Regions from separate parts of the Homo sapiens genome. Here all the other regions are linked to region 2. Evidence: read pairs that join two places in POLR2A ChIA-PET (ENCODE). Cell type or tissue: GM12878. All regions are shown on one strand. Region 1 overlaps RSBN1 (round spermatid basic protein 1). Region 2 overlaps PHTF1 (putative homeodomain transcription factor 1). Region 3 overlaps PTPN22 (protein tyrosine phosphatase non-receptor type 22).

What was found. ChIA-PET counts read pairs that join two places held together with the same protein. Peaks named below come from ENCODE experiments on the same cell type or tissue, not always from the same donor. Only the 100,000 strongest peaks of a DNase experiment are listed, where the experiment ranks them.
Region 1: POLR2A ChIA-PET joins it to region 2 with 6 read pairs; 28 of 35 experiments call an interaction of 5 or more read pairs at or near these places.
Region 3: POLR2A ChIA-PET joins it to region 2 with 5 read pairs; 27 of 35 experiments call an interaction of 5 or more read pairs at or near these places.

Annotation. Positions count from the first base shown.
Region 1 is chr1:113,799,776-113,807,775 of GRCh38, forward strand. All of the region lies in intron 1 of RSBN1 (round spermatid basic protein 1), which reads right to left. Among named protein-coding and RNA genes, the nearest start is that of RSBN1, 8.7 kb to the right of the region's middle. RefSeq lists an enhancer at 5,012-5,306. In GM12878, no CTCF peak of the experiment used is centred here; no DNase peak of the experiment used is centred here; H3K4me3 peaks cover 605 bases.
Region 2 is chr1:113,748,344-113,756,343 of GRCh38, forward strand. All of the region lies in intron 3 of PHTF1 (putative homeodomain transcription factor 1), which reads right to left. Among named protein-coding and RNA genes, the nearest start is that of PHTF1, 7.1 kb to the right of the region's middle. RefSeq lists silencers at 1,084-1,378, 4,117-4,318, 5,147-5,196. In GM12878, no CTCF peak of the experiment used is centred here; no DNase peak of the experiment used is centred here; H3K4me3 peaks cover 146 bases; H3K27ac peaks cover 387 bases.
Region 3 is chr1:113,818,574-113,826,573 of GRCh38, forward strand. PTPN22 (protein tyrosine phosphatase non-receptor type 22) reads right to left here. Exons shown (of 21, transcript NM_015967.8): 19 at 6,569-6,599; 20 at 1,004-1,081. All of the region lies in intron 3 of AP4B1-AS1 (AP4B1 antisense RNA 1), which reads left to right. Among named protein-coding and RNA genes, the nearest start is that of AP4B1-AS1, 10 kb to the left of the region's middle. In GM12878, no CTCF peak of the experiment used is centred here; no DNase peak of the experiment used is centred here.

The DNA of each region.
Region 1 (8,000 bases), 51 kb after region 2:
ATCATGGATTGACAAGCCCAAGATGGAATGGCATCTTTTGTTTACTAATTGGAAAATATACCTAGCAGGAAACTTTCAGGATTAAATACCAGGTAGAGTCCTGACGAACCTTCAAGTTTGGTCTAGTATTTACTGCATAGAATTTACCCACCAAACAATCGTTTTTTCTAACATAATTGAAGTAATTTGGAGTTAAGACAAATATTCCAATTAATCCTATTTTTACATCTAGAAAAACAAGTTCAACAAATTTTAGAGTTAAGAATTTACTTGGTACAATATGTAAATATATGACAGTTCCAATACTCCATATAAAATCACTTCAAGTCAATTAGCTACTACAAGGGTTACGAAACCTTCTAAAGAAAATACTTAAAAAAGCAAGTCAAAGACTTTACTAATGCCAAATAATATTTCCTTCTAAGAACAATAAAATGAAAACCGTTTATTTGCAAATATCACTTGTAATTAAACTGTAATAAGATAGCAAAATTTACATTTAATCAGAATACTGTTAACCTGGCAAGAGAAAAAGTCATCTTTTATTCTATATACAACTAAATATTTGAGATATTTGAGAATTAAACACTTAGTAATAGTCATTTATTTGGTAAGAAGTATACTTCTTACCAAATAAAATTCATCTAAATACTTTCCCCAATATCAAATCAGTAATTTAGGCAATTCTCCCAAGCAACTAAATGTTAATGCCATTCAATATAAAGGTTAGACCAATTTAAAAATAGTCATCTAATTACTCTCTTCTATTAATGTTTTAGCAATTTCACAGGAAAACAAGAAAAGAAAATATCTCCAAATAGATCTTGTTATTTTAAGCTTCGGAAGAGGTATTTGGTATGCAGAAAATGAATTGTGACCTAGATCTGCCACTGAAATTAGCACCAAGAAAGAACTGCGTTGATTGTAACACATTTTCTGTATTACTATCAACTTTCCAGTGGTATTTCTAACTTGGTCAAGTCTCTGTGGGTTTCACTTATACGAGTTTCACAAAATTCACTTATATGAAAACCATTCAATTAGTCCAACATGGCCCATCTCAAAAAAAAACAACAAAAAAAACAAAAAAAGAGAAAACCACTGTATAAAGAAAAGAATCTTACATTGTAATCTCATAAATCAACATGATAAAAATTTTAAATATGAAGTAAATTTCAATCTATCTTCTCACTAATCCTGTTTTTCAATTTTTTTTTTTTTTGAGACAGAGTCTCTCTCTGTTGCCCAGGATGGAGTGCAGTGGCGTGATCTCTGCTCACTCCAGCCTCCACCTCCCAGGTTCCAGAGAGTCTCCTGCCTCTCGGCCTTCTGAGTAGCTGGGATCACAGGCATGTACCACCACACCCGGCTAATTTTTTGTATTTTTAGTAGAGACAGGGTTTCACCATGTTGGCCAGGCTGGTCTCAAACTCCTGACCTCAAGTGATCCACCCACCTCAGCCTCCCAAAGTGCTGGGATTACAAGCGTGAGCCACGACGCCCGGCCTCAGCTTTTGACTTTTATCTAACTTAGGGTAAGATACAGAAAGCTTGACTTTTTTTACAGAGAAATTTAAGACTACCCATTTCATACTGGCTAACAAATCTCCATGAGTAAACAAAATTTATTATTGAATTACCGTGGTGGCAACTAATTGAGAATGGCATATGTATAAACAAGTTATCAAAGGTTATTATCAAACACTGGCCACTGTTGCTTTATGAGAAAAATAACAATTGCCCTGCCTTGAATTTAAAACGTTATTTGAAAGTCAGTGTCCAAAGTCTTCTTCACAACTTTTCTATTTCTGGTTTTAGCTTTCCAACAGAGAATCTATTCAGCACATTTTTAGTATTTCCCCATAGTGCAAAAGCTAAAATTTATTGACTACAGTTCTTTACAGAAAAAGAGCCAACCTACACTATACCTGTGATTAAGAAAAACTTTCACCTATCCAACTGTGTGATTACATATAAAGAGAAATACATAATTCTACAGAGGAAGATACATTCACTTAAGAAACAAATTGCTGGCTGTCTTTAAAAAGGTAACTATTAATACATGACGTTATTAATAAGATCCTCATATGTGCTAATACTACCAATATTATCAATTAATGTCATCTGATTTCACACAATTGAAAGTTTTCATTAATGCAAAAAAACAGCTTTCTATATTATTAAGTTCTTTTTTTTTTTTTGATAGGGTTTTACTCTCATCCAGGCTGGAGGGCAGTGGCGCAATCTCGGCTCACTGCAACCTCTGCCTCCCAAGTTCAAGTGATTCTCCCACCTCAGCCTCCCAAGTAGCTGGGACTGCAGGTGCACATCACCATGCCCAGCTAATTCTTGTATTTTTTGGTAGAGACAGGGTTTCACTATGTTGGCCAGGCTGGTCTCAAACTCCTGACCTCAAGTGATCTATCCGCCTCGGCCTCCCAAAGTGCTGGGATTACAGGCATAAGCCACCATGCCCGGCCTACAAAACTTAAGGTCTTAACAGCAATTCTTATACTCTAATTATGGCTTAGAAGTCGGAAAAAAAAAAAAAAGGTAGTATCTTCAGTTCGTAAAAATCACAGTAGATGAACAAAAGCAAAACAAGTGTAATTGCTTACATCTTATTATTCATGATTTTTTAAAGGACTAAAGTTGTTTCCTGAAAATAAATTATTTTCAGTCTTCTTGAGAGTTCTTCCAGTTCTATATAAATACCTGACTAAAAAGGAAAAACAAAAAACTACTCATTTTGAAAGCCAAACATTTGTGAATCATTGTATGTTTTTAACACTGCCTTACTTTACCCACCATCTCTCTATATTATGGTGTTTTAAGAGCGCTGTCTAGGTTTAAATCCCTGTTCTATAACTTTCTAGTATACTTTCTAGAAGTATACTTTCTAGAACTTTTTTTTCCCTAAGCCTTTACTTTTTTTTTTTTAGAGCAGTTTCAGGTTCCTAGAACTATAACCACACCTGGCTCCCACAAATGCATAGTCTGTCTCCCTGATTATCATCACCCCCAGCCAGAGTGGAATACTTGTTACAACTGATAAGTCTACATTGATGCATCATTATTCGCCTGCCCGCAGTCCATGGTTTACATTCAGGTTCACTCTTGTTGTACATTCTGAGGGTTTGGATAAATGTATGACATGTATCCACCATTAATTAAGTTGCATAAAGAGTAGTTTCACTGTCCTATAAAATGCTCTGTGCTCTGCCTATTCATGCAACCCTCTCTAAAACCCCTAGCAACCACTGATCTTTTAACTTTCTTGATAGTTTTGCCTTTTCCAGAGTGTCATATAATTGGAATCATAAAATGTGCAGCCTTTTCAGGATGGCTTCTTCCACTTGGTAATATGCATTTAAGGTTCCTCCATGTCTTTTTATGGCTTGATAGCTCATTTCTTTTTAGCACTGAATAATATTCTACTGTCTGGATGTACCACAGTTTATCCATTTACCTACTGAAGGACATTTTGATTGCTTCCAAGTTTTGGTAACTATGAATAAACCTATTATGAACACCTATCTACAGGTTTTTGTGTGGACACAAATTTTCAGCTCCTCGGGGTAAATATCAAAGAGTATGACTGCTGGATCGTATAGTATGTTTAGTTTTGTTAAGAAACTGCCAAACTGTCTTCCAAAGTGGCTGTATCATTTTGTATTCCCAACAATAATGAATGAGATAGCATATCTTTTTGCAAGTTAATTCTTTGCACTGCTTCTCATTGGTAAAACCGGAGGAAAGAACAGTATCTCATTATAAAATTAGTGTGCAGAGTAAATGAAAAACGCATGTGAAGTACTTATAATAGTCCTAGAACATAATAAATACTCAATACATCATAACTACTATTATTGCCAAAAACAGTTGAATTCTAGAGGCAGTAGAGTGTACTATTTAAGATAAGAACAGGTGCTGTACTGTTAGATAGACCTAAGTCAATGTCCCAGCTCTATTGTTTACTAAGGTCTCTGGGTAAGCTCATAAATCTCTTTAAATCTAAATTTTCTCATCTTAAAATGTTATAATAGGCCAGGTACAGTGCCTCATGCCTGTAATCCCAGCACTTTGGGAGACTGAGGCAGGAAGACTGCTAGAGTCCAGGAATTCAAGACCAGCCTGAGCAACACAGCAGGACCCCATTTTTACAAAAAAAAAAAAAAAAAAAAAGTTAGCTGGGCTTGGCGGTGCATGCCTGTAGTCCTAGCTGCAGGAGTGAGCTAGGCTTAGCTACAGGCTGAGGTGGGAGGATCGCTTGAGCCCAGGAGTTCGAGGTTACAGTGAGCTATAATCACTTCACTACACTCCAGCCTGGGCAACCCCGTCTCAGAAAAAAAAAAAAGTTATTAATTCTAGAGTCTATCTCACAGAGTTATTTTAAGAATTAAATGAGACAATGACTATAAGGCCCTCATCACAATATGTGACACACAATAAGTCTCTTATCATCTTGATTATCAAGAGAAACACATAAGAAAGATCTCTGAAAGAGGAAAGAAAACGTATTTGCCAAATGTCTAATAGGGACCATATATGTTATTTTATTTTAATCCTCAAACCAATGAAGTACGGAGAAAGAAACAGCCTGAAACAAGATATGTAATTTATATTAGGTCACAAAGCTAGTACACAACAGCCAAGATTCAAACTTCTCACCTATCTGACTCCAAAACAAATTCTTCTAACATACTGCACCCTACACTCTCTTCCTTTCCGCCTCCACTATCAGACATCTCCCTGCAACACTCCCATTAGATGATCAACTAAGATTATCTGGTTACAATTAATGGACCTGAGGTAGCTTGGAATAAAGGGAGTATTACTTCAACAAATATCTTACTTAGTGCCATTTCAAAAGTTTTCGTGCCCTTAAAGGTGTTTTTGCCTCTCTCAGGGTGAGCAGGGAAAAATATTAGTCCCTACAGTTGTTGTTCTGATAAATAAGATTGTTTATTTCAATTCCCTTATAATCCCAATAATTCTCCATTGCTAACATCAAAAAGAAGTGTTTCTGGACTTAAAATCCCTGCTTTTTGACATGAGAGAAAATTTCCATTAAACATCTGGCTCAGGAACACTTACACTCGGTGATAGCAGTTAGGCAACTGGTCAAGAGTAAAAAAAAAAAAAAAAATGAGATAAGAAAGATGACTCACAAGAGCATACATATGAGCAATCCGGTCATGTAATGACATTGGAGAAGACAGCCTATGGGGGCTGTCCTTCCTTTCTTTCCTTTTTAACAACATATTAAAATCATGAATTTACTAAGAATAATTAAAAAGAAGCATTACTTCTTTTCATGGATTTTTAAGGAAGTATGTTTGTCCTATTTTTTTTTTTGAAACGGAGTCTGACTCTGTCGACCAGGCTGGAATGCAAGTGGCGCAATCTCAGCTCAGTGCAACCTCCGCCTTCCAGGTTCAAGTGATTCTCCTGCCTCAGCCTCCCAAGTAGCCCAGCTAATTTTTTGTATTTTTCGTAGAGACAGGGTTTCACCATGTTGACTAGGCTGGTGTCAAACTCCCGACCTCGTGATTTGCCCACCTTGGTCTGGGAATACAGGCATGAGCCACCGCGCCCGGCCTGTCCTATGTTTTTATGAGCAATAAGAGGGAGAGAAAAAAATTAAGATTTCAAAACACATAGGTAACCTCCAGTTTAGTTACACTCAAGCTTATTCCCTATAAGAAATAAAAACAGCATTTAAATATCTCTGTTAAATAATCAACCCCAGTGTGCATAGCAGAAAGAGAGGTCAACTGGGCCATGAGGGAAAAAAATTGAGTTCTGTATTCAGCTCTATCACCAACTAAAAAATTTTAAGCATTTCACTTCATCTCTCTGAAAATCACTTCTTTCTGTTTTAAAGATGAACAAGTTTACCCTAGCATTTACAGATTAAATTTTTGTTTCAACTGTTTATGAACAACTCCAAATGTCTGAGATTGTAATAATTTGTAATTAGTCTCCACATGAATTCAGATTAAATACTGTTGAACTGCTGTGCAGGAAGGAACATGTCTCTTAAGTGAACTCAAGGGTGGCAAACTTCTCTAAAGAGCCGAACAGCAGGCTTTGCAGGTCTTATGGTCTCTGTCTCAATTACTGTATTCTGCTACTGTAGTGCAAAAACTACCATAGACAATATATATGAATGAACAGAGCTATATTCCAATAAAGCTTTATTTCTGGACACAGTTTAAATTTCGTATGATTTCCATGCGCTACAAGGTCGTTCCAACTATTTTAAATTGTAAAAACCATTGTTAGGCCAGGCACAGTGGCTCATGCCTGTAATCCCAGCACTTGTGGGAGGCACATCACCTGAGGTCAGGAGTTTGAGACCAGTCTGGCCAACATGGTGAAACCCCATCTCTACTAAAAATACAAAATTAGCTGGGTGTGGTGGTGGGCGCCTGTAATCCCAGCTACTCAGGAGGCTGAGGCATAAGATTCCCATGAACCCAGGAGGTGGAGGTTGCACTGAGCTGAGATCACACCACTGCACTCCAGCCTGGCACAGAGCGAGACTCTGTCTCAAAAAAAAAAAAAAAATCATTGTTACATTACAGGTTGTACTGATTTTTGAAAAAAGTGCAAAAGCAATTCAATGGAAGATTAATCTTTTCAACAAAAGGTGCTAGAGCAACTGGATATCCTTAGGCAAGAAGAAAAAAAATGGCGACCTAAACCTCACACCTGTACAAAATTAACTCAAATGGATGACAGATTAAAATACAAAAGTTAAAATTATAAAACTTTTAGAAGAAAACAAAGGAGAAAATCTTTGGGATCTAGGACTTGGTATGTTAGATATGATGCCAAAAACATGATCCATTAAAGAAAAAAAAAAACTTAGTAAATTGGATATCAACAAAATTTAAAATTTTTGCTCTGTGAAGTATCCCACTGAGAAGGTAGAAAGGACCAGGCACAGTGGCTCCTGTCTGTAATCCCAACACTTTGGTAGGCCAAGGCGGGAGGATCACTTAAGCCCAGGAGTTTGAGACCAGCCTGGACAACACAGAGAGACCCTGCCTCTATCAAAAAAAAAAAAAAAAAAAAAAACATTAGCCAGGTGTGGTGGTGCACACGTGTGGTCTCAGCTACTCAGGAGGTTGAGGTGGGAGGATCACTTGAGCCCCAGAGGTTGAGGCTAGAGTGAGCCATGATCACATCACTGTGCTGCAGCCTGGGTAACTGAGTGAGACCCTCCCCAAAAAAACAAAAACAAACAGGCTGGGCGTGGTGGCTCATGCCTGTAATCCCAGCACTTTGGGAGACCAAGGCGGGCGGATCACCTGAGGTCAGGAGTTCAAGACCAGCCTGACCAATATGGCGAAACCCCGTCTCTACTGAAAAACACAAAAATTAGCCGGGCATGGTGGCAGATGCCTGTAATCACAGCTACTCGGGAGGCTGACATAGGAGAATCGCCTGAACCCAAGAGGTGGAGGTTGCAGTGAGCCAGGATCGTGCTACTACACTCCAGCCTGGGTGACAAAGTGAGAATCCATCTCAAAAAAAAAAAAAAACAACCAAAATAAAAACAAGCAAACAAACAAAAAGGATGGAAAGACAAGCAACAGATTGGGAGAAAATATGTGCAAACCATACAAAGAAGCTGCACCTGTGATCTACAAAAAATTATCAAAACCCAGTAATAAAAAATATACAATTCAAGGGCCGGGCGCAGTGGCTCACGCCTGAAATCCCAGCACTTTGGGAGGCTGAGGCGGGTGGATCACCTGAGGTCAGGAGTTCGAGAACAGCCTGGCCAACACAGTGAAACCCCGTCTCTACTAAAAATATAAAAAAGTAGCTGGGTGTGGTGGCAGGCACCTGTAATCCCAGCGATTCGGGAGGCTGAGGCAGGAGAATCGCTTGAACCCGGGAGGCAGAGGTTGCAGTGAGCCGAGATTGCACCATTGCTCTCCAGCCTGGGCAACAAGAGTGAAATTCTGTCTCAAAAAAAAAAATTA
Region 2 (8,000 bases):
TTTATTAATTTCTTCTTCTCCATGTATTTCCTTTTTCTGGAACATCTATTAGTTGGATATTACATTTCCTGCATGAATTGCACTCACTTTGCTATTTTCTTTTTTGTTGTTCATTTTTATACTACTTTTCTGGGAAATGGTCTCAAATTTATCTTCTAACTTTTCCACTGAATTTATTTTAATTTTTATTTATTTATGTGTTTATTTTTGAGACAGGGTCCCACTCTGTCACCCAGGCTGGAGTGCAGTGGTGCAATCACGGCTCACTGCAGCTTCGACTTCCCAGGCTCAGATGATCTCCCACCTCGGCCTCCTAAGTAGCTGGGACTACAGGCATGCAACGCCAAGCCCAGCTAATTTTTTTGTATTTTTTGTAAAGACAGGGTATCACCATGTTGCCCAAGCTAATCTTGAACTCCTGGGCTCAAGCGATCAGCCTCGGCCTCCCAAAGTGCTGAGATTACAGGCGTGAGCCACTGTACCCAGCCACCCCTGAATTTATTCTGATTATTTTTATTTTCTAGTCTTCTCACTTTCTAATCTATAGTCTATTTTTTAAGCATTCTTAATTTTTAAATTGACAGATAATATTCTATGTATTCAGTGTGTACAACATATTCTGAAGTGGATATACACTGTAGAATGACTAAATTAATATATACATTACCTCACATGGTTATTATTTGTGTGGTGAGAACACTTAATATCCACTCTCTTAGCATTTTTCAAGAATACAACATACTAACTATAGTCACCAATGTTATACAATAGATGTCCTGAAGATATCTCAGTCTTTTTATAGTATCCAGTTCTTTAAAGGTAGTAATTATATCTTTAAAAACACTGTTTTTATGATTCCTGCATTGCTTCTTTTCTCTTTTCTTCTTTTTCTTTAGGTCTTAAATATTTGATGATCTTTAATTATCCATTTATAATTAACAGTCACTAACACACTGAATGCAAGCTCAGTGTGCAATGCGTGAAGCATTTTGAATAGTGGACCTCACTATAGAGGCGTGGCCAGTCATTTCACTTTTCAGTATCCTTAGGTTCTCTTTGGTTACTCAGTTTTGACGAAAAGAAATTCCAGTCTTCTGTTTGCAGATTATAAATCTGACGACCAGACTTTCACTTAATCCCCATTATTAGTGCAGCATCTCACCAGACTCTGATTTGTTTCTGGTCTTCCAGAATCCAGAACTTCTCTGGCTCAGCCTCTCCAGAGAGCAAGCTTCAACCCGGTCTTCTGTCAGAGGAAGATAAGGGTAACTATGTGGCTACATGGAATAAGGAAGATCTGGGGGTAGATCTATTATCCCTTATACACATGTTCAAACAATCCTGTCTTTAGTTCTTTCTCACTCCTACAGATTATACCTGATACATCTAATTCCTGAGTCTTTCAGAAGTTAATTACAGGGGTTTTACTTGTTTCCTATTGGCTTTCCCTATTGCAGGCACTTAAGAGTTTTACTTCTTTCATTTTCCAACCTTCGAAATTGTATTGATAGCTCTCATTTACTGTAGTCTCTTCTTCCATTCTTTAAGTCCTTGCAGGCTGCCATGATTTTTTCTTATCTGTTGTACTTTTAAAGAGGTTTCAGGAGAGATTAGTGCATGTATTTGAACTACCATTTTTTGGGTTTTGTTTTGTTTTTGTTTTTTTTTCAGGACAGGGTCTTGCTCTGTCACCCCGTCTAGAGTGCAGTGGCACAATCATAGCACACCACAGCCTCAAACTCCTGGGCTCAGGCGATCCCCCCCAACCAGCTTCCCCAGTATCTGGGACTACAGGCACATGCCCACCACACCCAGCTAATTTTTTTATCTTTTTGTAGAGCTATGTTGCCCAGGCTGGTCCCAAACTCCCGGCCTCGAGCAAAAACCTCGGCTTCCCAGAGTGCTGGGATTATAGGCGTGAGCGACCACGCATGGCCTCAAACTGTCATCTTTAATGAGGAGTGTCAGTGTCATCTATCATATGGCCACCATCCTGCTTAAATAAAACATTATAAATACAGCTGAAGTAGTCTCTGTGCTTCTGATTAGCCTTTTTTATTCTCTAAATACAAAACCATGCTATCTTCAAACAGTGATTTTTGTTCACTCTAATATTAATTTTTAAAAATAAAACACACAAAAAAGAAAAGATAATATTAATTAATATTAATTAGAATGTTTTGCTCATCTTAGCAAATGTATCTCAAACAGTATGCTAAAGAGTAGTAAAAGGGGCCAGGCGTGGTGGCTCACGCCTGTAATCCCAGCACTTTGGGAGGCCAAGGCAGGCAGATCATGAAATCAAGAGATCGAGCCATCCTGGCCAACATGGTGAAACCCCACCTCTACCAAAAATACAAAAATTAGCTGGGCATGGTGGCGTGCGCCTGTAATCCCAGCCACTCGGGAGGCTGAGGCAGGAGAATCACTTGAACCTGGGAGGCGGAAGTTGCTGTGAGCACTGCACTCCAGCCTGGGCAACAGAGCAGGACTCTGTCTCCAAAAAAAAAAAAAAAAGATTAGTAAAAGGGGAGATTCTTATTTTAGGCTTATTTTGGAGGACTAAGTTACACTCCATCACTGAAAATAATATTAGACATTAGATTTAATATATTCTCTCAATTAAAAAATTTTAGGGCTGGGTGTGGTGGCTTACATCTGTAATCCCAGCACTTTGGGAGGCCAGGGAGGGAGAACTGCTTAAGCCCAGGAGTTCAAGACCAGCCTAGGCAATGTGGTGAGACCTTGTCTCTACAAAATATAAAATATTTTTTAAAAATTTAGAAAACAATTTTAATTGTGAATATGTATACATTTACATTTTTGGTGTACTATATTATGATTTTTCCTACTTTTACTATTGGTATAATTTTTAAAGTAGCTTTATTGAGGTATAATTTACATACTATTAAACTAAACTATTTTTACAGATTTAGTAAATAATTTAGATTTTTAGTAAATTTGTAGAGTTGTGCAATCATTATCACACTCAAGTTTTAGAACATTTCCATCACCTCAAAAAGTTCCTTTCTGCCTGTTTGCAGGAAAGCCCTGTTCCCCTCAATCCATAGGCAACTTTTGATCTGTTTTCTATTTCTATAGATTTCTAGAAATTTCATATAAACAATCACACAATATGTTGTACTTAGCATGACATTTTTTATGTTCATCCATGATGCAGTATGTATTAACAGTTTTTATTGCTGAATTGTATTTCATTGTATGACTATAACACATTTGTTTATACCAATTGATTCACCAGTTGATGGACACGTGGGTTTTTCCTACTTCTGGCTATTAAGAATAGTGCTGCTATGAACATTTGCATGTATTTATGTTTTCACTTCTCTTGGATAGAAAATGTTAAATATAGTAGATACCCTAAATATAGGTAGATACCCTAGGAGTGGAAATGTTGGGTCATGTGAGAAGTACATATTTAACATTTTTAAAACCACCAAACTATTTTCCATTTTCCATGCCCAACAGCAGTGTAGAAGAGTAGAAGAGTTGTAGTTCCTCCATCACCTTGCCAACATTTGGTATTGTCAATCTTTTTAATTTTGTTCTAACAGATGTATTATAAATGTAGTAATGTAAATCTTCCAACACTATTCTTTTTAAATTTGTTTTGAATATTCTACATCCTTTGTATTACATACATATATTTGAGAATTAGCTCATCAATCTCTACCAAAAACAAACTTCTGCTGGAATTTTGAAGGGATTACATTGAATATATAGATACATTTGGAGAAAACTGACATTTTAACAATATTGAATCTTCCAGATCATGAACATGAAATGCTATTCCATTTATTTAGACCTTCTTTAATTTCTCTAAGCAATGTTTTATAGTTTTCCATGTATGAATCTTACACTTTTTATGTCATTCCTAAGTGTTTTATTCTTTGTTGCTATTATAAAATTGTTTTCTTAATTTTATTTTTGAATTATTCATTGTTGGTATATAGAAATACAACTGATTTTTGTGTACTGATCTTGTATTTGAAGACCTTGCCACATTCATTTGTTACTGTAATTTTTTTTTTTTTTTTTTTTTTTTTTTTTTTTGAGACGGAGTCTCGTTCTGTCGTCCAGGCTGGAGTGCAGTGGCGCGATCTTGGCTCACTGCAAGCTCTGCCTCCCCGGGTTCACGCCATTCTCCTGTCTCAGCCTCCCCAGTAGCCTGCAACCACGCCTGGCTAATTTTTGTATTTTTAGTAGAGATGGGGTTTCACCATGTTAGCCAGGATGGTCTCGATCTCCTGACCTCGTGATCCACCCGCCTTGGCCTCCCAAAGTGCTGGGATTACAGGCGTGAGCCACTGCGCCCAGCCTACTGTCATTTTTTATATATATTCTTAGGATTTTCTAAATATGGGATTATGCTGTCATGAGTAAAGGCAGTTTTCATATTCCTTTCCATCTCAATGCCTTTCATCTCTTTTCCTTTGCTTATTACATTGGCTGGGACTCCCAGTACAATGTTAAATAAAAATAGTAAGAGCAGATATCCCTGCTTTGTTCCTGATTTTAGGGGAAAACATTCAGTCTTAACCACTAAGTGTGAAGTTTGTTGCAGGCTTTTCCTAGACAACCTTTACTATGTTGAAGAAGTTCCCCTAAGAACCTAGTTTATTATTAATAGGCATTGAATTTTGTTAAATGCTCTTTCTGTATTTACTGAGAAGATCATATGATTGTCCTTTATCCTATTAATATGGCATATTACATTACTTTGTTTTCAAATTAATGCATTCCCAGGATAACTCCCACTTGGTCATAGTAGATAAGCCATTTTATGTGTTGTAGAATTGGTTTTGTTAATATCTTGTTAAAGATTTTCACACATACATTCATAACGAATGTTCTTATGATGTCTTTGTCTGGTTTAGGTTTCAGGGTAATACTAGTCTCATAGAATGAGCTGAGAAGTATATTTCCTTCTCTATTTTCTGAAAAAGTTTGTGTAGAATTAGTGTATTTGTTCTTGACCTAATTAACTGCTACTCATGCTTCAGATCTCATTTTAATCAATTCCTTAGCAAAAGCTTATCTGACCTTCTTAATTAGGTTCTTCTTTTTTTTTTTTTATTTTTGAGACGGAGTCTCGCTTTTGTTGCCCAGGCTGGAGTGCAATGCATGATCTCAGCTCACTGCAACCTCTGCCTCCCACACTCAAACGATTCTCCTGCCTCAGCCCCCTGAGTAGGTGGGACTACAGGTGCGTGTCACCATGCCCAGCTAATTTTTGTATTTTTAGCAGAGAAGGGGTTTCACCATGTTGCCCAGGCTAGTCTTGAACTCCTGAGCTCATGCAATCTGCCTGCCTCGGCCTCCCTGCTAGGATTACAGGCATCAGCCACCGTGCCCAGCCTTTTTTTTTTTTTTAAAGGCAGGGTCTCTGTCATCTTGACCTCCAGGCTTAAGCAATCCTCTCACCTCAGTCTCCTGAGTAGCTGGGACCACAGGCAGATGCCATCATGGCCAGCTAACTTATTTTTTGTAGAGACAGAGTCTCCCTATGTTGCCCGGGCTAGTGTCAAATCCCTGGCCTCAAACGATCCTCCCACTTTGGCCTCCCAAAGTGCTAGGATTACAGGCATGAGCCACCATGCCCAGCAACTAGGCTCATTTATTTCCCTTATTATAAGTATAGTAGCTTGTAAACAGACCTCTTCTCAGTATTTGCCACTAAGTAATTTGCATTTATTAGAAGGATTCTTTTTATTATTCTCAACCACTTTGTCATAAATTCCATGAAAATAAAAATATTGAATATGGCTGGGCAGAGCGTCTCATGCCTATAATCTCGGCACTTTGAGAGGACAAGGTGGAAGCACTGCTTGAGCTCAGGAATTCGAGACCAGCCTGGACAACATGGCAAGACCTTGTCTCTACAAAAAATTTAAAAATTATCCAAACCTGTTGGTGCATGCCTGTGGTCCCAGTTACTCAGGAGGCTAAGGTGGGAGAATCACTTGAGCCCAGGAGATTGAGGCTGCAGTGAGCTGTGTTCATGCCACTGCACTCCAACTTGGGCAACAGGGCCAGACCCTGTCTCAAAAAAAAAAAAAATGATTGAATGTTTTTACTTACCATTATGTAGGCATAGCTAGTGTCTGCCACATTGTAGGTAAGCAGTCAACAAATATTTGTTAAATAAATACGTAATGGATGCTTTCATTTTATTTTTGGTATTTCTTTCCCTGTTTTACTTTGGTTGATTACATTTTCTTTCTCTAGATTCTTCAATATTAATATGATTCATTGTAAACCTTCCTAGTCAAACTAGACATTTTTTGTTAATATAGACATTGAGAATAATAAGTACTACTCTGGAAATATTCCATAGATTTTATTATAATGTCTATATTTTTATTTCTATCTTTCAAAAACACAGATATGATGTGACTCCTCTACTCAAAAACCATTAAAACCTTTCAATTTTCTACAGAATAGTATCTAAAGTTCTTAGTAAAGCAGTCAAGTAACCTTCAAATAGATTTATGGCCTATCACTCTATCTATGTACCTTATTCTCCAATCATATTGGGCTACTTACTTGCTCTTCCTCTAAACAAGTCTTATACTTCTGTTTGTTAATATTTTTCTCTTGTGCTCAGCACCCAACAAAATGCCTTAAACATTGTAGTTCAATAAATGCTTATTGAAGAGTTCATACCATTTTTCATGACCCAAGTTAAGATTTTTAAAATTTATCTTTCATAATTCTGAATTATACTTTTAAATATATAATTTTAAATTATATAACAGTACTGTGATATGATGTTAATATTTTTATTTTAAAATTTTTTTTGCTTATTTGTTCTTTTATTTTTTGTTTTTATTTTTTGTTTTCAAAAAATTGTATTTGTGTTCATGTATTTTTAAATTTAGCATTAATTTTTTTGTATGCTATACTTTGGTCATTTTTTAAGACTTAAGCATATTAAAAAGATATCTGGGCTTTTCTCCCATCACTATCAGACTGTGAAACCCATGAAGGCAACAATCACATCTATCTTTTTCACTGTATTCTCAGCACCTAGTACAAGAGTGGCACATTAGCTGAGTAATTTTTTTTTCAGCTTTCTACTATCACACTGAAAGCTCAGTAAATGTTTATAGTTATTTTACATTTCATTCTTCCCACCGCCGCTAAATTTAAAAGCATACATTAAGGCGTGGTTAGGTAGATTACCCTATGAGAGAACGAGTAAAAAATATGCATGATGGATAGGGTTCAATTAACTATAGCAACAGACAGAGTTCCTAGTATGAATCAAGATGTTCTAAGAGTAGGAAACAAACACACTTCCTACCCTTAGGCCTATGAACACACATAGGTTAACAAATAACTTTGATATCATGCACTAAAAGGAAGGTATGTATTAAATGACATGGAAAAGAGTGAAGGAAATCAGGCAGGGCGCGGTGGCTCATGCCTCATGCCTATAATCCCAGCACTTTGGGAGGCTGAGGCAGGTGGATCACGAGGTCAGGAGATCGAGACCATCCTGGCTAACATGGTGAAACCCCGTCTCTACTAAAAAAAAAAAGTACAAAAAATTAGCTGGGCATGGTGGCGGGCCCCTGTAGTCCCAACTACTCGGGAGGCTGAGGCAGGAGAATGGTGTGAACCCAGGAGGCGGAGCTGGCAGTGAGCCGAGATCGCTCCACTGCACTCCAACCAGGGTGACAGAGCGAGACTCTGTCTCAAAAAAAAAAAAAAAAAGGGTGAAGGAAATCTTTAAATTGGCTAGGGGAAGAAGGTTAGATAACAAGGCTAGAGATCACAAAACAAGATCAAACTCCACTTCTATGCTGTTTCCATTACACCATACTTACTATCAGTGATGTTTAGCAGCTCACAAAAAAATAACAGGACAGGCTTTAGAGAATCACAAAATAAAATCTGGAGACTTATTCATCCTAACCCCATCTCCCACTAATATAAATAATCAAGGACTATACCAAATTGTGAAAAGTTAGTCG
Region 3 (8,000 bases), 70 kb after region 2:
CTCTTAACTTAGGCGTGGCAGAGATTGCTCCCCATCCACCAATATCTTCTTTGCTTCTTCCTCAAATAGAATTGTGTGTAGGCAATTTTGTCTGTCTGCCCAGCAATATTACATTTCCCAGTCTCTTTTGCAATTTAGTTATAGCACATGTCTAAGTTCTCTTCAAGGGAATATGAGCTGATATGATCTGGCCATTTCCAGGCCAGTGCCTTTGAAGACCAGAAGAGTAAGAAGAGGAGGCCACACCTCCACTTTTTCCTCTTTTCTTGCCACCTACAGTCTGCATGTGGCGGCAACCTAATTTTGATTGTGTAAGTAAGGACAATACCATTAAGTGGCAGTTCTCAAAGTGTGATTCAGGGACTCCTGGAGGCCTCACACTCTTTCAAGGGGATTGGTTAATAATAATTTTTAGTAGTAATAGCCTACCACTAATTGCTATTCTTACAAAAAATTATACCTGATACTACTTTAAATAGTACATAAATATGTATCACATAGGACAATAGAATGCTTAGAAGAATATAAAATTATTGTTTTAAGTTTATAGCTTATACTTAGGAGCAATTGGGTAAGCAAACCTTAAAACCGTCAGAATTGTGCTTCATTTCCTACTATTGAATTAGTTATATAAGATTAAATAGTGGCAACTGCTGTTCTTTTTATCATACTTCTATGTTTTTTATAAATTTGCTTTAGATATGAACCAGAATATCACAGCATCTCAATTTCTCCATTTGGATAGTCATATTTATTTACTACATGCCAACACAATAATTTGGTTACCTAGCTTTATTTTCCACATATACTAGATAATTTAGTTCTGTGTGAGATGTTAAGAGGTAGTTAAGGTTAAAAATAAAAAGATAAATTGCATGGAAAAGAATATAAACATAAGGACCTATACATGCAACCTAAAATCATATTTAAAGTTGAATCAGTTATACTGTAAATGAGTAATTTAGGTAATTTTTTTAACTCTTCAGTAAAATAACACACATACCAAAATTCAGAAATGAGCTGGAGTTATTTGACTGAACAGATTCTGCAGGCTTGTTTGGTGGGCAAGAATTACAGATACCTAGAATCAAAAGAAAAAAATATAAGGGAAAGACTAAAGACAGACTCAGATGACTGTTGATCAGATCACATATAATTGTTAAGAGTAATTAATAATCCCAAATAAACATATCACTGTCAAATGTTAACAAAATGTAGGTGCTTACAAATGGGTTGACACTATAATATTCTCATTTGTATTTTTGGTTTTTTTCTTAAAAGGTTTCTTTTCTTTGCAAACAGATTGTATAGTAAAGCCCAACACTAAAGAAAATTGCTAAGGAAATAAGATCCAATATATCATGAATCAGCATTTTTTTGTTTTTTTTTTTGAAATTCACATTTTGGCTTTGGACTTCATATTACTTTTTCCTCTGGCCACTCTTAGTACATTTTTACATCATTTCTTCTCCACAATAATTCATCCATGACAAGTCTTTTATTTGTATTATATAATCCTCTACCCTGGAATCTCTTTTTTTATTCCACTTTCCAGCCTGATTTTTTTCTAATTATAAGTGATTCTAATTTAGGCCCATAACCGGGCACGGTGACTCACGCCTGTAATCCCAGTACTTTGGGAGGCTGAGGCAGGCAGATAACTTGAGGCCAGGAGTACGAGACCAGCCTGTCCAACATGGTGAAACCCCGTCTCTACTAAAAATACAAAAAAAAATTAGCGAGGCATGGTGTTGCAAATCTCTAATCCCAGCTACTTGGGAGGCTGAGGCACAAAAATTGATCCAACCTGGGAGGCAGAGGGATGAGGTGAGCCCAGATTGCGCCACTGCACTCCATCCAGACTGGGTGACAGAGCAAGACCCTGTCTCAAAAAAACATAATAATTATTATTATTTAGGCCAATAATCTCCCAAAAGCATTGTTATGCTGCTTTGTTTTGCTATTTTAGTTACTTATAGGTATAAGTTAACTTATAAGTTACTCATAGGTCATATATGTACATTGATATATTCATGTATCAGTTTCTGCAGTTTTGAAAACAGTCCCTTAAAAACTTTGTCCACATTTTGCACATTCTCTGTCTTGGCAATGGAAAAAGATAATTTCAGGTTTGTATAAACTTTCTAACAAATTGCATATAAATGGGAAGATATTAAGTGTTTTTGTGTTGTTTTCAACATTTTCAGAATGCACTGTGTGAACTGCATATGCATATTAGGTATGCATATTTGCACATGCATACGTAATACTAGGATTCTAGAAACACCTTCCTTTTCGAGGAGGTACCTGAGTATGAATCACTAGACTACATACTGAATTTCAATCAGATCTAATTAAGATACATATTTATTTTGTACTTACTATATTACTATAGTAAGTATAATTATTATACTTAATATATTAAAATACTTAATATAAAGTATAAGTATAAAATACTATTCATATTTAAATACTTACTATGTGCTAAGCATTGCTGTAGGCACTGAAGATAGAGACATTAATAGAAAGTAGTAAAGGTGAGGAAGTTCAGGAGATATCAGTAATCTGTATACTGCATAGGAGCTGAAAGTTATATACATCCTTCAGAAAGAAAACAAAATTGTCTCAAAGGAGAATATTGTTTTTTTTACAAAGGAGGCACAGATTCCACACATATATATCAGAGGAAACTGCTATTTTGTTATTTTGGCTCATCATGGATTTTTTTGTTTTGTTTTGTTTTGTTTGTTTGTTTTGGGGTTTTTTTTGAGACAGTCTCACTCTGTCGCCCAGGCTGGAGTGCAATGGCACAATCTCGGCTCACCACAACCACCGCCTCCCAGGTTCAAGCGATTCTCCTGCCTCAGCCTCCCGAGGACCTGGGACTACAGGTGCATGCCAACACGCCTGGGTAAATTTTTTGTATTTTTAGTAGAGATGGGGTTTCACCATGTTGGCCAGGCTGGTCTCAAACTCCTGACCTCGTGATCTGCCTGCCTTGGCCTCCCAAAGCGCTGGGAATACAGGCATGAGCCACTGCACCTGGCCTATCATGGATATATTTATGCTGCCTGCCTAAACTTCATTCCCTCTTCTGATAATAGAACTTGAATTTTCCTTTAGGAAACTACCCCTCCCCAGTTTTCAGTTCCCGTGCTTCCATTAGAGCTGATTGTACCTTTAGATTAAGGAAATGACCTATAACTAGGGCTGATTTTCAGTTGGTATATTGGCATGGTCACACCAGATGTATAGGTCTGACCTCATTCCTGATTGGACAGTGTCCACATGTAATAAGTGTTAAATATTAGGGCATGACACTATCCTGCCTAATCAGAACATTGACTATAATTGGTTCAGGGATGGGCAAATGAACCAAGTCAAGACAATCAGACCCAGTTGGCACTAGTCATCACAGTGTGGCTTGAAAACCAATAAAGAGTTATTTTTTTTCCATCATAAGCCTGAACTCACATGATAAAAACCTGCCTATGAATGAGTTAACACAGAGTGAGACTAACCTGAGAGACATGAAATGAGAATTTAGGTTCTGATTACATCATTTGGACCATTGTTACAAGCCAGTAAATTCCCCTTTTCTGCTGAAGTCAGCTTAAGTTAGGTTTTCTGTCACTTGTAACTAAAGGATTTCTGAGCAATTAAAGTTTCCCACCAACAGTTGACAGCTTCCACTCTTGTCACTCTATAATTCATTCTGTATGTAGCAGCCAGTGTGATCGTTTTATACTTTTCTGTGAAGCATGTTTAAAAATAAATAGGAAACAGAGCATGTAACATCTCTGCCTAAAACCCTTTTATGGATTCCCATTACACTTAGAATAAACTAAACTACTTACCATGCATGACCCATAAAAATCTAACTGCTCCTCCCTGATCTTTCCAGCTTCGCCTTACTCCTGTCTCCTCTTTACTTACTACCCTGCATCTAAGATGGCTTCCCTTTGAGTTTCTACAATACACCAAAATCTCCTACCTCAGAGATTTTGTTCCCTCTATCTGAAATACTCTTCTCTGGACCCTTTGGCTGGCTGGCTGCTCCTTCATGTTTTGGGTTCAGTTGTCACTTCCTTAAAAAGGGTTTCTTGGGCCGGGCACAGTGGCTCACAGCTGTAATCCCAGCACTTTGGGAGGCCGAGGTGGGTGGATCATAAGGTCAGGAGATCAAGACCATCCTGGCCAACACGGTGAAACCTTGTCTCTACTAAAAATACAAAAATTAGCTGGGCATAGTGGTGTGCGCCTGTCATCCCAGCACTTGGGAGGCTGAGGCAGGAGAATCACTTGAACCTGGGAGGGGGAGGTTGCAGTGAGCCGAGATCGCATCATTTCACTCCAGCCTGGGCGACAGAGCTAGACTCCGTCTCAAAAAAAGCGGGGGCTTTCTTGGACTACTCATTCTAAAGTGGATCCCCTTTGTTATCCTCTCATAGTTACCCTTTTGTTTTCCTTCATAGCATTTATCATGTGTTATTAAGTATATATTTGTGAATATGGTCAACCAAATTTTGTTTAATGTTGTTTGTTTAATGTTGGAACCCCTCACCAAACTTACATTCCACAAAGGCAGAGCCCATATCTGTTCTGTTCACCATCATATACCAAGTGCCTTACAGAATGCCTGGAACATAGTAGACACTCAACAAATATTCATTGAATGAATGAATGAATGACACTAGGCTTAGATACTAGCTTAAAATAACAGAAGAAGAATCCTAATTTCATTAAAAGTAGGACCAGCTTTACAGACCAGTGGGAGATCCAGGCTACAGGGAGAACACATGGAATTCCAGAATCATGAACCATCTGGAAGGGGCTGAGGACACATATGAAGTACAGTCTAAAGCTTCAGGATCAATTTTGGGAGCCAGATGTTCTTCATTTAACGGCAAAAGACCAGAGGATCAAGGTAACTGAAAAATACAGCACAGCCCAGATCCAGAGAATGAACTGGGAGCTCTTACTTAGAAATAAGACTCAATCTCTGAAAGTTCCACTATACCTTCAAAGCTGTGCCAACCTAAATCTACCTGAAGTTTCTGTTTCTTTATTTGATATTCTAGGCAGAGTTAGAGCTAGAGAAAGAAAACTGTTTTCTGAGTTAGGTGGATCAAACCAATCTTTGGTTAACCATTTAAGTCACTCATTTCTTTGCACTTGGCTGTTTTATTTCCCCTGTTTCCTACCATAATTTCCATTTGAAATGTTTAAATTCTCTTTTGACTCTTTTTAGGAGAAAAGGTATGTTTTCCAACTATACTTCAGCCATCATGAGTTGGTGTCAGAGATCAGCTATAATGGCAGTGATAGCAAACTAGCTCAAGAACCTGGAGCTTTTGGGTAGGGAGATAGAATGAAAACCCAAAAGGAAACCTTCTTTCTTAGACTATACCTACATCAGATTTTCTCAGTGCTTTTTGTCTCTCCCTATAGTACCAGTTTAATGTCAAATAACTGCTCTTTCACTGATTAACCAAATGTATCAAAAATTTTTTTAAGATTGTCACCATGGTTCTTTTTTTTTTTTTGAGACGGAGTCTCGCTCTGTTGCCCAGACTGGAGTGCAGTGGCGCAATCTTGGCTCACCGCAACCTCCGCATCCCGAGTTCAAGCAATCCTCCTGCCCCAGCCTTCCGAGTAGCTGGGACTACAGGTGCATGCCACCACACCCGGCTAATTTTTGTATTTTTAGTAGAGACGGGGTTACACTATGTTAGCCAGGCTGGTCTCAAACTGCTGACCTTGTGATCCACCTGCCTCGGCCTCCCAAAGTGCTGGGATTATAGGCATGAGCCACCACACCCGGCCATCACCATGGTTTTTATATTTTTTATTTGTAAATAAGATTTCTAAGATAATTTTCCACAGTTTCAGGACTCAATGGATTTTATTTTCATTACAACGTAGCAAAAATAGTAAGCAACAGACTTTTATTGCTAATAATACTTAGTAAAAATGGAAATGTGTCAATGCTTTGCTTATTTCATGAAGTCAACACATTTGTTCACAATATGCTTTGCTGTGACTATTTTCAAAGAAAATACATCTGAGGTTAGACTGCTGGAAATTTTAAATAATCCAATTGTATGACAGCATCTTAGGATGGGTAGAAAGTACCAAACATTGGCCGGGTGCAGTGGCTTATGCCTGTAATCCCAGCACTTTGGGAGGCCAAGGCAGGAGGATCACTTGAGCCCAGGAGTTCGAGACCAACCTGGGCAATATGGTGAAACCCCATCTCTGCTATTAAAATAAATTTTAAAAATAAATTTAAAATTTTTTTAATGCCATTGTACTAATTATTATTCTTGTGTATTAAACAGAAGACTTCTCATCGCCTACTCCCTGCCCAATATTAGTATTGTGAAGCCTAGCAAAAAAAAAAAAAAAAAAAAAAGGAGGCCTATGGGTGATTGTTCTGATTCATAGGACCCTATGGAGGCTCTGTTTAGGAATAATATTGTTAATCTTTTCACAATATTGGTTGGTTATATAAATAAAAATTACAAAATTGAGAAAACGATATTTTTAAACATAAGTACCAACTTACTCTTTTTCATGTTTCGCAAAATTTTCAAACTCTACAAAAGAAAGGAAAAATGTTAGTTTTTTTTCCTGTGAAACTTGAAATACTTTAATCAAATAGAAATATAGACTTAAGTGAAAAGAATTTAATTTCCTTAAAAATAGCCATGAAAATGTACAAAGTTGTTTTTCCATCTTGCCATTTTTAATTCAGTGCAAAACCTCTACTTGATTTTATCTTGCTATTTATATCACCCATGCAAGTATCACACTACATATTTTGAAATAATAGTATCAGAGGCTGAGCACAGTGGCTCACACCTGTAATCCCGGCACTTTGAGAGGCCAAGGCAGGAGGATTGTTTGAGCTCAGGAGTTCAGGACCATCTTAGGCAACATAGCAAGACCCCTGTCCCTACAAAAAGTAAAAAAAATATTAGCTGAATGTGGTAGCAGCTACTAGGGAGGCTGAGGCGGGAGGTCTGCTTGATCCCAGGAGTTCAAGGCTACAGTGAGCTCTGATCCCACCACTGCATTCCAGCCTGGGCGACAGAGTGAGAACATGTCTTTTAAAAAAGATTAATAAATGTTGTTGTTGTTGTTGTTGTTGTTGTTGAGATGGAGTCTCGCTGTGTCGCCCAGGCTAGAGTGCAGTGGCGTGATCTCAGCTCACTGCAACCTCTGCCTCCCGGGTTCAAGCGATCCTTCTGCCTCAGCCTCCTGAGTAGCTGGGACTACAGGCACCTGCTACCATGCCTGGCTAATTTTTTGTATTTTTAGTAGAGACAGGGTTTCACCATATTGGCCAGGCTGGTCTCAAACTCCTGACCTTGTGACCTACCTGCCTTGGCCTTCCAAAGTGCTGGGATTACAGGCGTGAGCCACCGTGGCCAGCCAATAAATTTTTTTTTAATTATGCTATCAGAATATTGACGGGGAGCAGTGGAGTGCTGGCAAGGTGGCTCATGCCTGTAATTCCAGCACTTTGGGAGGCTCAAGTGGGAGGTTCCCTTGAGGCCAGGGAGTTCAAGACCAGACTGGGCAACATGGTGAGACCCCATCCCTACCAAAAATTTTAAAAAGCCAGGCATGGTGGTGCAGACCTGTGTTCCCAGCCACTCGAAAGGCTGATGCAGGAGGATCACTTGAGTCCAGGAGGTCAAGGCTGCAGTCAGCCATATTTATGCCACTGCACTCTAGCATGGGCAACAGAGCAAGACCCTGTCTAAAAAAGAAAGAAAGAGAAAGAGAGAGACAGAGGAAGGGAAGTGAAGGGAGAAGGGGAAGGGAAGGGAAGGGAAGGGAAGGGAAGGGAAGGGAAGGGAAGGGACTCAGAGGGGTAGAGGGGATGAAATTCCCACTTCCCTCCTTTATTAGGACCATTTCAGAATCCACAATGGCTTCTGAATATATCCATGATACACAGCCATTTCCATTCTAGCCAAGAATTTTTGCCA